Linked DNA regions of Homo sapiens: region 2 is linked to region 1. Evidence: read pairs that join two places in POLR2A ChIA-PET (ENCODE). Cell type or tissue: PC-9. All regions are shown on one strand. Links, peaks and the distances in the headings refer to the core of each region. The heading gives the core; the rest is flanking DNA.

Evidence for each region. Peaks named below come from ENCODE experiments on the same cell type or tissue, not always from the same donor. Only the 100,000 strongest peaks of a DNase experiment are listed, where the experiment ranks them.
Region 2: POLR2A ChIA-PET joins it to region 1 with 7 read pairs; 1 of 35 experiments calls an interaction of 5 or more read pairs at or near these places.

What each region holds. Positions count from the first base shown.
Region 1 is chr2:45,206,957-45,215,102 of GRCh38, forward strand. All of the region lies in intron 1 of LINC01121 (long intergenic non-protein coding RNA 1121), which reads right to left. LOC105374576 (a long non-coding RNA gene) reads left to right here and starts at 466. Exons shown (of 3, transcript XR_940041.2): 1 at 466-834; 2 at 1,918-2,165; 3 at 2,457-4,717. In PC-9, for the core only: no CTCF peak of the experiment used is centred there; a DNase peak (open chromatin) is centred at 4,065; H3K27ac peaks cover 396 bases.
Region 2 is chr2:44,788,772-44,796,917 of GRCh38, forward strand. No RefSeq gene overlaps it. Among named protein-coding and RNA genes, the nearest start is that of LINC01833, 150 kb to the right of the region's middle. RefSeq lists an enhancer at 1,181-1,884. In PC-9, for the core only: no CTCF peak of the experiment used is centred there; a DNase peak (open chromatin) is centred at 4,740.

The DNA.
Region 1 (8,146 bases), core at 2,199-6,198:
TAACTGAAGATCACCCTAGAGTTTACACCAGCAAAGCATGAGCAACTACAAGTATTGTTTGGCAAGAATTTGTTCTCAGAAATTTTCCTTTAAAAGTACTGAAATAATCATAATGGGAAAGACATGAACTTTCTTGGACTTCTTTACTATAATTTTGTTGTTTATAGTATCACTTATTTTTAATGACGTGGAAGGGTGCCCTATAATTTTTTTCAGAGTTTCTAAGTCCCCTAGATCTGAACCCAGACTGTCTCTCTCTGACCACTTTGCCAAGTGGCAGCCTGTCTTGCACATAGGGGCGCTTAATCACACGTGCCTTGCATATGGTTATGTAACTGTTTCCGATCTCACTTCCCAATTAGATAAGAATCTCCTTCAAGGCCAGCAAGAAGTATTCTGCATAGTAAAGAGGTGTGCTGTGTGGATGGCTGCTAGTACAGTCCCTGGCACAGTCAAACCTCAACACATTAGATGTTTCTGTTATTATTATTTTACTTCTTTGTATCACCCCAGAGATTTTTATTTTCTTCAAAGATTGAACATGGCAACTGACAGGAGCTTAATGGATACTCGTTACATTTTATTGCAGTGATATTGTACCTACTAAATTAAATGGTGGACCAGAGAGCCAGTGTGGCATGATGAAAAGCAGAGTCTCCGGAGATGTGATACTTGGGTCCACATGCTGGCACCACCACTTGAGGCAGATGACCTGGCCTCGGGGGTCTCTGTTTCCTTGTCTGTAATGCCTACTTCATAGTTTTGTTATGAGAATGAAGTGGATTAATACTTCCGTGGTGCTTCACACTGTGCCTGGAACATAGTAAGCCTGACGTAGGTATCTTAAATAGAGATATCACCAAATAGAGTTGGGGAGAAGTTTACCTAGGGAAAAAGTTTTCAAAGTCGTACCAAGAAGACTGGTGCTATTTTACTGATTTGAGAGACCAGGTCCCCCTTTTTGGTAATACCATTTGCATATAAGCATCTAGTATGCTAATTCCATCGACTCTCATCTCTTTTTCAAAACAGACGCAGCAGGATCTCTGGCAGGATTTGACTAATGACTGACCTTAAAGTACATACCTTTAAGTAAAATACAAATATTTTTAATTCAAACCCTCCGCTCCTTTAGGGCTGTGGATGCTGTGATATAACACCCTGACCTCTCTTCAGGACTTTTGGGAGTCCTGCCACCTGTCAGCGCTCTCTGAAATCTGCCCTCAGCTGGAGAGAGCTCTTGGGGCAACCAAATCCAATGACTGGTTGACATGGAGAATGGAGGCCCATCTGCCTCACCCCAACTTGGGGCAGCTCTGCAGGTCATCCGGGCCCAGAGTTCCCCATGGGGTCAGCTAAGGCCTTTGATGAGACTGCAGGACATTCCAGCATCTCCTTTTGTCCAATCCTGTTTTTCTCCCTTCTCTTCCACAGATGTTGATCCTGGGTACACTCTCTAGTTAGTATCCTGCACACTCATCTCTATCTCAGAGTCCACTCCAGGGAGCTCTGCCTGCACCGCCAGTTGCAGCAACACCAGCAAATTCACTCGTTTTTACTAATTCTGATTTGACCTCTAATTTACAATTACCTGGATTGCATCCATAACTAAGATGACCATACAGACTGGTTTGCCTGGGACAATCCTCTTGTGACTTTCATTACCAAGAGATTTAATTATTATTAATAGCAATGCTTTTTACTTTTAAAATATCCACAGTTTGAACAATAAATTATATAGCCACCCTACCTATATAAACAGCCCTAATGTTCCCAGGCCTCACTGCCAGCATGAAAAAATAGTACATTGATGTAGTGTAAATTTCCTGAGCTTAGAGCTCCCACTAAATATAACTCCAGAACCTCAGCCCCCTTGCAAGAGCTCTCCACACTGACCCTACCCTGCTTTCTCCCCAGAACACCTGAGCGACCATCTGGAGCCCACACATCCTCAACAGATCACACTGCTGCTTGGCCACTGCTCTCCACCCTCTTCTGAGGCTGCTGCTTATACCACAGTGTTGATGGCCTCCTCTCTGCTCCCCAGAGCAGATGCTCCCACCAACACTGCTGCTCTTGGGCATCAGATAGGTTCTGCGAGCTTCACCATTGTCAGAAGGCCCAGATGGCTCCGGGAGGTCCCATGGATGCTCAGCCCAAACCAGGTTTTGAGTCTTTATTTCGGTTGTAGCTTGATATATCTATACACCCCACCTCCGTACAGTAAATGAAAAAATCATCCCTTTGCATAGACATTCTTCTCTCTGGATCCCACAGCAGAGTGGTGGGCTCTATATGGGTGCAGTTGGGCTCATTTTATCTACAAAGCTCTTTTCCACTGAGGGCCACACATAGGCCATCAAGGTGGCTGGATCAGGTTAGGGTTTAATAGCCTCCAAACTATACCTGGAATCCCTATTCCTGCCTAACCCTATGGTTCAAATTATTTTTTCCAGGAGTTTTCTCACACTCCATGCAAGTGAGTTGGCGCAGATAGACGTGCGGAAATTGGAATCTAACTCCACATAAACCAGTTATGTATACGGGAAGTCCTTATTTTGCATAGTAATGCAAGACCATAAAAATGACTGTGTAAGCTGAAACCCTGCAAAGCAATCTTAATCGAAGGGAATAATTACAGTTGTTCTGTGACCTTTAAACATTTTTGTCAAAACATTAAACATTCTCTTACTGTTGTTTATAAATGCATGGGGAAATGAAAAATTAACAAAACTAATATTTATTTATTACACTGTAATTTAAAACATTAGAAACATTGAGAATTAAGGTGTTTTATTTCTTTGTAAAGAACATATCAAAAGTAGTTTGCACAGTTCTTGCCTTTCTCCCCTTACTGTATAGCTTATGATACAGCTGGAGCAACTTTTCTATGCCTTGGTGAATTGTCGTACTTTGTTGTAAGTGTAGTCTAGTTCTAAGTCAGGTCCTAATGTTTTATCCTTTGCTCTTGCAATGTTACAAAATATCTATAAGAATTCCTTGAAGGTGAAGTTTTTTGCCAGTGCCACTTCCACTGGCACATCTTCATTTTCTTGGAATCTGGATGCAGATTTCCCAGCTGCATGCTTACATGTGCTAGCAGCTTCATCACTAGCTTGACATCAATCAATTCATGCTAAATTCTGGAATGAGGAAACAAGCCTTTACTGGCAGTAAAATATTCTTCTTCAGTATCCTTGTAATTACCATTTTCTTTCAATGTGGCAACTAAGATCAATGCTTTGGCCAGGATGCAAGCCAAACTACTTCGGATTTTGAAATATTACAGTCTTCAATCCAAAGTAGAAAACTCTCCAAGCATAAGCAGCTTTCTGGTCCTATTGCAATTTAAACTAAGAGATGAAGCAACGTTACCTTGCTTTTAATACACATTGGATTTTTCCAGTGCAGTTTGTTCCATAGCTCCATGCAGGCCATGGTGCATCCAGTCTTTGCTCTGCTCTTGCCAATTTCACATCTTCAATCTAATCACATCCAGTTTACTGCCGGCATTATCACTTTTTGTTTCTTTGTTGCATTTTTATTTTTGTTAGCTTACCCTCTATCCAGTGATCCATTTTTTGTAAAATTTTCATCACATGGATTTATCACTGGAAGACAAGGAGGCAACACAACTTCACATTTTGCTGTCTGGGCATGAACTGAGTAACAGATATGCAATGACTAATCAAGGACAGGCTTTGAAAGAAGTGATGTGATTGGTTCATCATGATGTGCATCTGTTGTTTATATCATGATTTGCGGACTGGCAAGCAGGCAGTGAAGTTTGTACTTTATGCAATTATAGTTAATATATACTGTGGTGACTGAAATTTGAACTAGTTTTTGGGAACGGGTATTATTTCGCTAAACTGAAACTTGTGCACATCAGTGCCATAAAAAGCAAGGACTGCTTATTAATGTGTACCAACCAAATACTTTTGGGCACATTCACAGCACAGCACTTCCTCCTCCTTGTGGTTGGACGGTTCCACGTGACCAGTCTAGCCAATGGATTGTGAGCAGAAGTTACATGTGTCAGTTCCGTGCCAAACCATTTGATGGACAGTCAGTCGTGTCCTAGCCCCTGAGGATATCGGAGGAGGTGGCTGCTCTGTTAGCCTAAGTCTCTGAGCAACAAAGGTGAGCAGAGGCCCCCTGCTGAGATATGATGGACATGTAGCATAAGCAAGAAGTAAACCTTTGTTTTAAGCCACTGAGATCTTGGGGTTATTTGTTTCTGTAGCATAGCAACTCGTTATGATTGATATAAAATATCATCAGGAGGTAATCTAGGAAAAGGAGGATAGGGAGCTGGGCAGAATTTAGAACTCAGAAATTGGCAGCTGATAGTAAAAGGGCTCCAAATTTGTAGGGGTAGGAGGAGAGGAAGAATCAGGGGCATGTACTTAAAAAATCTTTATATGATAAAAAAAAAATTAGCACAGACACAGAAAATAAATGTATAGCTTAATAAATTATTAAAAAATGAAGGTTATCCATTTATGGATTAATAGATTAATGGACTATCATGGGAGTGGGACTCGTGGTTTATAAGAAGAGGAAGAGAGACCTGAGCTAGCACTCAGCCCCCTTGCCATGCAATGCTCTGTACCAGTTTAGGACTCTGCAGAAAGTGCCTACCATCAAGAATGTCTCTCGCCAGACGTGGTAACTTGACCTTGAACTTCTCAGCCTCCATAACTGTAAGAAATAAATTCCTTTTCTTTGTAAATTACCCGGTTTCAGGTATTCTTTTATAAGCAATAGAAAATGAGACTGTTTCCTCACCCCTCCCTCTTTGCCCTCAAGAGGCGACCACTTACTTGCCTCTTATGGAAACACCCTCCTTCCTTTCCTCATGCCATTATCAGTCCACATGTGCATCCTTCAACATTGTGGTTTAGTTTTACTTTTTAAATATTTTAAAGTCTCTTTTAATGTACAGACTTCCCCTTTACCACACTCCTTTCCCCTTGTGAATGTATGTGTTACAAGAACTAGATCATTGGTAGAGTTTCCCACAGCATAGATTTTGCCACTTGTACCCCCACGGTGCCATTGATGTGTTCCTCTGGCCCCTGTATTTCCTGTAAATTGCTAGTTGGATCTATAGGCTTGATCCAATGTGGGTTTGATTATTTTTGGCAAGACAACGTCATAGGTGGTGGTGCCTTTGTTCTCCAGAAAGTGTAATCATCTTTAAAATAATTATTATTTTAATAATAACCATAGGTGTTCATTTATTTGGGGTTACAGAATGGCAAAATTCCAATTTGAAATGTCTCCTGTTCCACTCTGGTTACCAATGATGCAGTTCAAATGGGACCATCAGGGTAAATGCTTGATTTTTTTGTTTGTTTGTTTCTTCAGAATTCAAAGCTTTGTCACATACATGTACTAGTTGCTAAGATCTGAATGTGGCAAAACTGTTGTAAAGGTCAACCTGGCCTCGATTGGCCCAGCCTTCTCTCCCCAGGTCCTTTGACCTCCTGAGAGATCATTCCAGGCCCTGTGAATCTCAGTTTTTCTTCCCATCTCCCCACCCCGTCAGAGCCCACCTTCATGGAGGGAAGGTCCTCATGCTCACTCACCTTAGGAGGTAAATTGTGGGCATTGTCCACTCTAGGGAATGTGGATTTTAAGGCCTCTCTCTCAAATATTGTCTCACTTAGTCCCTGTGGAGTTCAAAACAGGTAGCTTCAAGCCCAAACTCACCTTGCAATGTTTTGTTTTGGCCATCACAGAGTGTTTTCACTTGTTGTTTGTTTTGCTTTTAAGTGGAGCAAGACTGCATTTAGGCAGGGGCATATTCTCTGCAGTTAGATCAGAGCCCACCGCCTCCCCTTGCATTGTACCCGCCCTGTGTTCTGAGTCCCTTTGTGTTGCAGAACCTTGTAGGTAGGTGTTATTAGCCCATTTTTCAGGTGAATGGACAAGAACTGGAGAATTGATGTGGGGGACCTAGGTGAGGCACAAATGGAAATGGAACAGCCACTGAGTGCTCTGGGAAGGAGACCACAAGCCAAAGGAGAGAGTCCACACTGGGAAGACCCAGCTACAGGGCCCTCTCCATCCAGCCTGGTGCAAACTAAAACCCACATTCTTTTTTCTTCCCTTTTACAGAGACAGCTCAAGGAAGCATGATAAAATGAGGCCTAAGATAATATTTGAGGGGAAAGTTTATTTTTTTATGGTCTGTTTGCATTACACCATCGGGTGAAGAGAGGAGGAGAAAGACTTGTCCCAAATGGCAGAGCTGGAGAAGCACAAATCCAATGTCAATAGTTGGAAATACAAGTGTGTGGTTTCATTAAACTTCTTTTTTTAAAAAAAACTTTGTTCTTCCTTTTCCTGAGGCAGTCCAAGGGAAGGGGACACAGAGGTGGAAACAGACAGGGAGAGAGGAGGGAGCAAGCCAGGGCCAGCGAAGGGGGCTTGTCTTAAGGAACCTGCTCCCGCTGTGAGTGTCCTCAGCCAGCCCAGGAGGCTGGCAGGCCTGATCAGAAGCAGCCAGCCAGAGCCTTCCGCTGATTCCAATGACGGCTGCTAAGCAGGGGCAGGCAAGTCAGAGTTTCAGCATTTGTCCAACAGCTTTTTTTGAAAGGATTTTTTTTTGTTTTTGAAAACCTGAGTGAAAATGAACAAATAATCAAATCCAGGTCACCCTGAGGAAAATGATTTGACTTCTGTGTTCTCCTGTGGCCCCATTTGGCCATAGCTGGCCCCTTCCCCTTCCCCCTACTACCACGCTGGCCCTTGGCTGCCCCAAGGCAGAGACCATGTCTGCAGAGCCAGGAGAGGTAGGTTAAGAATGCAGGCTCTAGTCAGACAGCCTGGGGGTTCAAGTTAAAATATTAGCTCTGGCACTTATTAAATAGGCCACCTTGGACATCTTCTTTGTGCCTCAGTTTCCCCATTTTAAAATGGAGATGTGATAATACCTCATGGTCTGCTGAAAGAATTCAATGGAAAAAGTGCTTACTACAGTGCCTAGCATGTAGTTTTCAGCAAGTATTTGCTGTTATTCTATTATTTTTAGAGCCTTTTCTGTCTCCCTTCCTTTGTCTTTCCATTACATGCCACTCCTTAGCAGTCCCACTGGATTTGTCCAAATAGATAAACTCACTCAAAGAAATAAAAATAGGTGTTATCTTGCAAGGTATTTTGCACACTGTCCACTCAGACCTTCTCTCTCAAGCAGTTTCTGCACAGCTCTGTGGATACCACATCCTTCCCTCATCAACATGCCCTAGTTCTTGTGGCACAATCTGCATGGATTGCCCTCTCTATTCATTTCCACCCACCCAAATCTAGTTCAAGGCCCACTTTGCAACAGAACGTTGGATCAATCTGGGAATGGCTTGATTCAGGGTCTTGCCTAAAGTCACTAGGATCTGGTTTCATCTCTTGGTTTTGCTTTCTCCATGTTGGCTCCACTCACAGACTCTACACACCTGGTGGCAAGAGGTTTGCAGGCAAAATGGGCTGCAGATTCAAGCCCAGTGAGAAAGATAACTTGCCTCTTTCCTAATAGCCCCAGCAGACATACCAGGTGTTCCTTGGCTATGATTGGGTCACAGACCCATCCCTGGACCAATCTTATGGCTCGGGGATAGGGAAGGAGTGTTGTGCTTCCACCTGCAGTTCATGGGCTGATGAGGAGGAAGGAGTGCTTCCTAGAAAGAAATCAGGATAGTTTCCAAAATAAGGGAGAAAGCGGAGCCCAATGGAAGCAAATGTTCACCATACACACAGCCTTTCCAATATCGATCTCCAACGATTCCAGCCTGTTCTCTTCTCTGGATTCCTGACCTGATACATCATGATGTCATTCATCTTGGCAATGTGTTTTCTACCCATTTGTTGAGAATAAGTCTCACTATATCCCCTACTTTGCGAACTGCTTTTATCTAAAGATTGTTCCTGTGTCCTTCACTTGGCAATGAAGCATGCCCTGCCTTCTTGAATGGCACTGTCATCTCTCTTACTGATATTGTATTTCCCATATATACATGTCTTACCTTTCTCACATATTGTAAATTCCTCCTGGGCAAGAAACAAGAATACTTCTTGCCTAGCACCTTGTATATAAGTGCTTGGTTATATTTTGTTGATTTACTGAGAATTTAATATTTCTTTTCTT
Region 2 (8,146 bases), core at 2,689-6,688, 420 kb before region 1:
ATGTGTATGAGTTGGGCAGATGTGAGACAGTCTATCCCACCAGATGCAGGCACATCTGATTCTCAGCCACCATCTAAAGTGGCGTGCCAAGCCTTCATTCCCTGCCTCACACATGGTGCTCATGCGCACACCCACACCCACACCCTGCCTGAAAAGAAGCTTTCCCTGGGCTTTAGGCTCTGGCCTCCCAAGACCTCAAGCAGTAGCCAATGGTTGGGTGATCCTGGTAGCCATCTCTAAAATCACCTTAGATGTCACTTTTGCCTTGGGACTTGATTGCCAACCCCTGAAATAGGTGTTGGGAGCGTGGTTAGAATTTCTCCTGTGATATCAGCACTGCTCCAGCAGCTGCACCCACCCACGTCGTGGGGTCACTTGCGGCCTGCACAGTAGGACCAAAGTGAGGCTCTAGAATCTCCAGGACAGCAATGCCAAAAGATATTTCTTTCCCATATTCCCTTCCATTCTTCATTGGCAAGGTAGAAACCAAATTTTTGACAGAGAAATTAGATGTGTCAGTGATTCACCCCCTTACAGTGTGATTAAGCTGCTTTTGATCATCTGTGCTAGATGTAAAGACTACGAAAATTCAGGAAAATAGAAGTGTTAAGGAAATAGAGCCAGCACATCAACATGTTAGGACTGATTTCCATCTTCGGGAGGACAGAACAAAAGATGGGTCTTCACCAGGAAGCAAGGGACAAAAAGAAGCCCAACAATCAGCTGATGTGCTGTGAGTAGGGACAAGAAAACTGCACAGAGAATCTGCGGATAAATTATTCCTGGGTAATTCTGACTCTTGATGCAGAGGAGCCCACACAGAACTCTGTCTCACAGGTGCTGGTTGCCTGGCTGCCTGGTTGCCAAGTAGAGAAGGAAGATACAAAAAATTCTGTTCCCTTACAGTGCACTTGACGTCACTACAGTAATTTTTTTTTAAATCAAGCACATTTAGACATTTCTTCCTTTTAGACATTCTCTTTGAAGAATCAAAGAGGGAGGAATTTGGGTGCGGTGTGAGGCAGCATACAATTCTCAGAGGACCCCTGGGCTGCCTGTGCGTCGTGAGCAGTGGGCTGGGGGAGAGAGCTCCCATCCTAAAGGCTTTGTAGCTTGCAAGGCTCAGAACAAACAGATTTTAGTTCATTGCTTATCTGATCAGTATTCACTTCCTAGATTTTTTTTTCAGTTAGGACTACATTCTTTATTGTCAATTGAATATTAATGATTTGGAATTTTCCACCTTTGATACTGGCAACGAAAGGTGCTAACCTGACATCAACAACCCAGGACTCTTCCCTTGAGTTTGCTGCAAGGGGTCTCCAGAAAGGGGCTGATGGGAGTGAGGTGTTTACCCAGCTCCTTCCATCCCAAATTAAATATTCAAATTGGGTTTGTTCTGGGGCATTGTTAAGGCTTGAGCTTTAATTTAATGGAAATGGCATTGTCCCTGGAAGAAAGGTTTCATTAGGCCAGGCCGCAAACTTTTCCCATTATCCTCTGGAGGAAACAATCTGGGTGACAGCCTGCCCGTCATAATCCCCGCTCCAGATTTATGGTGACAAAAGACTCTTAATACTGAAAATGTTCGGGGGGAGGAGAAACACTTCCCAAACAAGAAGTCTCTCCTTTCCAGGCCAGGTAACAAAGGGTCAGGAGGAATTTGGTGGGGGCCTCCTGGCCACCTGCCGGTTAAGCCCATGGTCAGTAGATTAACTGCAGCTCTGACTGAGTGTTTAGAAAGGCAAGTTACATGGCAGAGCAAACAAAATTCAGACTGTGCTTTACACATGGTAATCCCAAATTTAATAAGGCTTCACCACTGGGAAGCCAGAGCCCAAAAGGTAGCTGAGGTGTGGGGCTCTATTGTTCCCAGCCAGGGTTGTCGCCATTGGTTGTCTGAGCAGCCTCTGGGCCCACCCCCCTGGGGGTCTGTGGCCTCAGCTAAGAAAATTCCTCCTGGCCCTTTGGGGGGAGTCTGTTGTTTTCCTTCCTGCCAAGCTTCACCGGCCTTGTCCAGAGTCAAGTCACAACTTTGCCTGAACAAAGTCCCTGCAGAAGGCTTGGGTGGTCAGAAGGCCATATGAGCTTCCAGCCCTGTGGGCTGCACCAGAATCCGCCTCCCTGACCTGTGGGCTCATCATGGATGGGGCTGAGGCTTCACGAAAGAGTCCTGGGAAGTCTGTGATCCAGCCTTGGTCAAAGCTGCTGAGGGCCCAGATGTTTGTGCCCTGTTGAATTTCAGGCCTCTAAGGTGGGGGGTATGTGGGGTAGGTGTGAGTTATTTCTGAAATTATAATGAGCTGAAGGAATGTTTCTCTGTGGCCATCTTCCTGATTGTATTAGTCCATTTTCACACTGCCGATGAAAACATACCCAAGACTGGGTAATTTATAAAGAAAAAGAGGTTTAATGGACTCACAATCCCATGTGGCTGAGGAGGCCTCACAATCATGGTGGAAGGCAAAAGGCACTTCTTACATGGCGGTGGCAAGAGAGAATGGGAGCCAAGCAAAAGTGAAACCCCTTATAAAACCATCAGATCTCATGAGACTTATTAACTACCACGAGAACAGCATGGGGGAACCGCCACCATGATTCAATTGTCTCCCACTGGGTCCCTTCCACAACACATGGGAATTATGGGAGCTACAATTCAAGATGAGATTTGGGTGGGGACACAGCCAAACCATATCAATGATCATTCTTCATTGAGCAGCTATTTATCACCTACCTGCTATGTGCCAGGCACTGTGTTCAAATGCTCAGGACATTAAGGTGAAACAGAAAATAGACATGATCTTGCTTCACAAGGACCACAAACTGAGCTAAGTGCTGCAAAGGAGAGAATAATTGTCCCATGAGCCCATACAATACAGGGACTTCACTGAGTCAAGGGGAACAGGGAGGACTTTTCTAAGGAAATGAGCCACAGCAGAGATCTGAAGGGTACCAAGGGGCTAAGCCAGGCTGATGATGGGAGCAGAAGGGAATGCAGGGTGAAGGGAAGCCCACCAGTGTGGTAGAGTGTCTCAACAAGATGTGTACAAGTTGTATACAAGGAAGCTGGCCTCCTTCATTCTGACTCCTGGGGATCACAAGCCTGCACAAGAAGAAATGTGGGAAAAGCAGGGAATCTGGGAAAAACTAAAAATACAAAAATTAGGTGAGCATGGTGGCTTGTGCCTAGGAATCGCATCTATTCAGGAGGCTGAGGCAGGAGAATCGCTTGAACCTGGGAAGTGTTCCTAGTTTATGTGTATCATTTGTAAGAGGGCCACGGGATGCCGAGAATCTGTAAACAATTCCTGAGGAAACCCTAAACCTCAGGTGAACCTCCTGGACCTGGGCACCAAGCTGCTGAAAGATGAAGCAATTAAAAATGAAAAAACAATGTTCAAAAAGATAGTTTTCTGAATCTCCTTATTGTTCAAGATGGAAACCCAGTACACACATTTGCCTCCCATCTTTCCAGAAATCTTGCTGAAATAGTTTTAGAATTCCAAAAAGACATAAACCCATAATACTAAGGAGAGGAGGAGGAGGTCACCCACAGATAAGAGATGTAAGCAGATTTCTGGAATATGTGAAGTGTATGGGAGACATTATTAGAGGAAACAGCTGATGACGGCCACATAAAATGCTCTATGGAGGGGCAACAGAGAAGATGGAAGCCGGTTCACCCAGGAAACCTCAGAAAGATTCAGGAAAGGTATGTACACAATTGCACAGTAAATCCACACCATCTATAGTGCTTTTATTTTCCAAAATTTGGGTTTACTGTGATGACTGAGGAGGCATAAATGGAGAAATGAGGAGAACCATTTGCATGAATGAAATATATGAAAATAAACAAGCAGTTACCTAGTGCAGTGGCATGTATCTGTAGTCCTAGCTATTCTGGAGGCTGAGGCAGGAGAATCACTTGAGCCTGGAAGTTTGAGGACAGTTTGGACAATGTAGCAAGACCCTATCTCTTAAAAAAAAAAAACAGAAAAATATCACTTCTGGGGAAACAGAACTTAAAGAACAGATTACTCAAAAATTTTTTTAGAATTCTCGAACAGAATTGGGAAGATAATACATTCTAAAAATGGGATCTTGAGAACAGAATGAGCTCTTGGAAATTAAAAATGCAATTGGTGAAATAAAATAGTAGAAGGACTAAAAAGTTGAAATATCACAAAGCATAGAGCAGAAAGACAAAATGAGAAAATATGAGGGGGAAAATAATAAAAGACATATGTAATAATCCAAGATCTAAAAGGCATCCTAGAAAGAAAAAAGAAGTAAAGGGGAGAGAATTCTCAAAGCACAGAAGAACATTTCCTAGGGCTGAATGAGAATAGTCCTATGAAAAAGATCCACAACTAGACATAATCCAGGTAAAATTTCAAAACATGAAGTAAAAAGAATAGATTGTAAAAGTCTCCAAAGCAAAAGAGCCGGACACCTACAAATAAGCAGCAGTCAGAATGGCATCAGACTTCTCAGCAACACTAGATGCTGGAAAATAATGGGTGCTGAGGGAAAACGGTTTTCAGTCTAGAATCCTATACACAAACTATCCACCAAGAAGAGGACAACAGGAGAGTTTTCAAACAAACAGGTACAGAAAGTTTACCTCCAACAGGCCCTTTCTTAGGAAGTTGCTGGAGCAAGTTACTCCTGCAAAAGCAGGACATAAGATGGGAGAGAGAAGAAAATCTGAGGTTGAACTTAGGAAAGCCATAAAGAGTCTCAAGGGGACAGCTGTGCAGCACCTTGGAGAGCAGCCAGCCATACTGCTGTGGGATCACAGAAGACTTAAGAGGAACAGGGGAAAGGCAATTATTAGTAGATTAGAGAACATAATTCATTTAAAATTCAGATTTAAAATAACACAGAGCTGAGCATGGTGGCATGTGCCTGTAGTCTCAGCTACCCAGGAGGCTAAGGTGGGATGATAGTTTGAGCCCAGGAGTTCAAGCTCAGCCTGGGCAACATAGCAAGACCCTGTCTCTAAAAAAAAAAAAAAAAAAAAAAAAACACACACAAAAAAACAAAAATGAAAAGAAAATTAACATAATAGCAAATAATGCAAGCAAGAATAAAGGCATCTGGAAACCCTATGGAGAAAAATTGGGTTAAAAAAAAGTCAAGCTCTGAATATGAAGCAAACTAGGAGACATGATATGAAGCAACTGACGAAGTATAAGCAATGAGAATCCTTTTGACTTGGTGCTGGAAATACACTCTTTTTAGAGGTCCAGTGATCATGACACTGAACTTGAAGAGCAGGAAGTATAATCCTAATATTACTATTAGTAAATAAGAATTACATAATAATACAATGAAGCCAATGTGATCAGTTTCCCATTTTAAGACTCAACCTTTAAACAAAGCTTAGAAAACTAGGGTGTGTGCATCTGACAAAGGGCTAATATCCAGAATCTACAAAGAACTTAAACAAATTTACAAGAAAAAATTAACCCCATCAAAAAGCGGGCAAAGGATATGAACAGACACTTCTCAAAAGAAGACACTTATGCAGCCAATAGACACATGAAAAAATGCTCATCATCACTGGCCATCAGAGAAATACAAATCAAAACCACAATGAGATACTATCTCACACCAGTTAGAATGACGATCATTAAAAAGTCAGGAAACAACAGGTGCTGGAGAGGATGTGGAGAAATAGGAACGCTTTTACACTGTTGGTGGGACTATAAACTAGTTCAACCATTGTGGAAGACAGTGTGGCAACTCCTCAAGGATCTAGAACTAGAAATACCATTTGACCCAGCCATCCCATTATTGGGTATATACCCAAAGGATTATAAATCATGCTGCTATAAAGACACATGCACACGTATGTTTACTGCAGCACTATTCACAATAGCAGAGACTTGGAACCAACCCAAATGTCCATCAATGATAGACTGGATTAAGAAATTGTGGCACATATACACCATGGAATACTATGCAGTCATAAAAAAGGATGAGTTCATGTCCTTTGTAGGGACATGGATGAAGCTGGAATCCATCATTCTGAGCAAACTATCACAAGGACAGAAAACCAAACACCACATGTTCTCACTCATAGGTGGGAATTGAACAATGAGAACACTTGGACACAGGAAGGGGAACATCACACACCGGGGCCTGTTGTGGGGTGGGGGGAGGGGGGGAGGGATAGCATTAGGAGATATAGCTAATGTAAATGATGAGTTAACAGGTGCAGCACACCAACATGGCCCATGTATACATATGTAACAAAACTGCATGTTGTGTATATGTACCATAGAACTTAAAGTATAATAAAAAAATTTAAAAACTAGGGTGTGTGGCAGGACAGAATAGAAACTTTAACCTTAATAATGTAAAAGTACAACTGTAGTGGCAGAAGGTGGGATGTAGAAAGGAAAAGAAAGGTTAGAGGAGAGGATATTTGTAATAATATCCTCAACTTGCAAAGCAGATAGTCAAGAGGCACTGGGGAAAGTTGACGGATCCATAAATATAGGTTTAAACATTTTATCAAAGTTACAAAGGCAAACCATAGAAGACAGGAATATCTAAATACTGAACATTGAAATTCACACTCAGAATTCCACAGATACCTGAAAAAATGGTAAATGAAGAAGTAGAAATAAAAGTATATTACAAGTATAATGGGTATATGTTATATGGGGAAATCCACCTAGGGCCAGATAAAATATAATATTATGCAGTATTTGGGACGTATCTATTCATTGTTTATCTGACATTTGAATTTGACAGGGCATCCTGTATTTTTTTTTTCTCCTAAGTCTAGCAACCCTAGATCCACTAGAGGAACTAAAAATCAAAAGTGTGCAGGCTGGGCACGGTGGCTCATGCCTGTAATCCCAGCACTTTGGCAGGCCAAGGAGGGTGGATCACCTGAGGTCGGGAGTTCGAGACCAGACTGACCAACATGGAGAAACCCCGTCTCTACTAAAAATACAAAATTAGCTGGGCATGGTGGCACATGCCTGTAATCCCAGCTACTAGGGAGGCTGAGGCAGGAGAATCACTTGAACCTGGGAGGTGGAGTCTGCGGTGAGCCAAGATCATACCATTGTACTCCAGCCTGGGCAACAAGAGCGAAACTCTGTCTCAAAAAAAAAAAAGTATATACTACTTGATCTGTAACTGTAGGTTTGCATTATTTTGATAAGAATAAAAAATTTCAGATGTGTTCAGTGCATTTAGGAAATCAATCCCTTATTTTGAATATATATAGGAAGAGGCATATTTATTAAATCAGCCTTGCCCTGTCCCACTTAATACATTTTAAGCAAGTATTTAAAGAATATTAGTTTGCAAGGATTCCATTTGTAAGCCTGTCAGGCACCAACAGGACTTAGGTGCTTTGGTCAAGTATGTGCCAGATGCTGTGGGAGGTTGCTGGGTCTAGGAACTGGCGAAGAGACAAGATATATATTGTGTACAGAACAGCTAACTCTTTAAGGGAGGTTGGCTTCTATTGAAGTCAGATGATTGCGGGAAAATGGTGGTAAAGGTGGTGACTGCTAAGTGCTACAGGGGCTGAGCTGAGGGAGCAGGTGAAAAGCAGAACAGGGTTGGTGATGAAGATGAGGCTTAGAGGAAGAGGAGGAGGGTTTGGAAAAGGAAGAGGCAGCGATTCTAGCGCCTGCTTTTAAAGACCCTGATTTAAACCACACCTTAGGGCTGGGCGTGTTGGCTCAAGACGGTAATCCCAGCACTCTGGGAGGTCGAGGCAGGTGGATTGCCTGAGCTCAGGAGTTCAAGACCACCCTGGGCAACATGGTGAAACCCTGTCTCTACTAAAATATAAAAAATTAGCCAGACATGGTGATGCTCGCCTGTAATCCCAGCTACCTGGGAGGCTAAGGCAGGAGAATTGCTTGAGGCCAGGAGGCGGAGGTTGCAGTGAGTCAAGATCATGCCACTGCACTCCAGACTGGGTGACAGAGTGAGACTCCATCTCAAAAAATAAAAAAAAAAGCCACACCTTAGCAAAGCATTAGCTGTCTGCCTGCCCCCAACCTCTCCCAAATGCACCCCAACGAGCACCCACTTTTTGTGGGTCTCCAAACCTTCAAAAGGCTACTCAACCAGTGGATAAATGTCCAAGAGACCTTCCAAAGTGATGAAT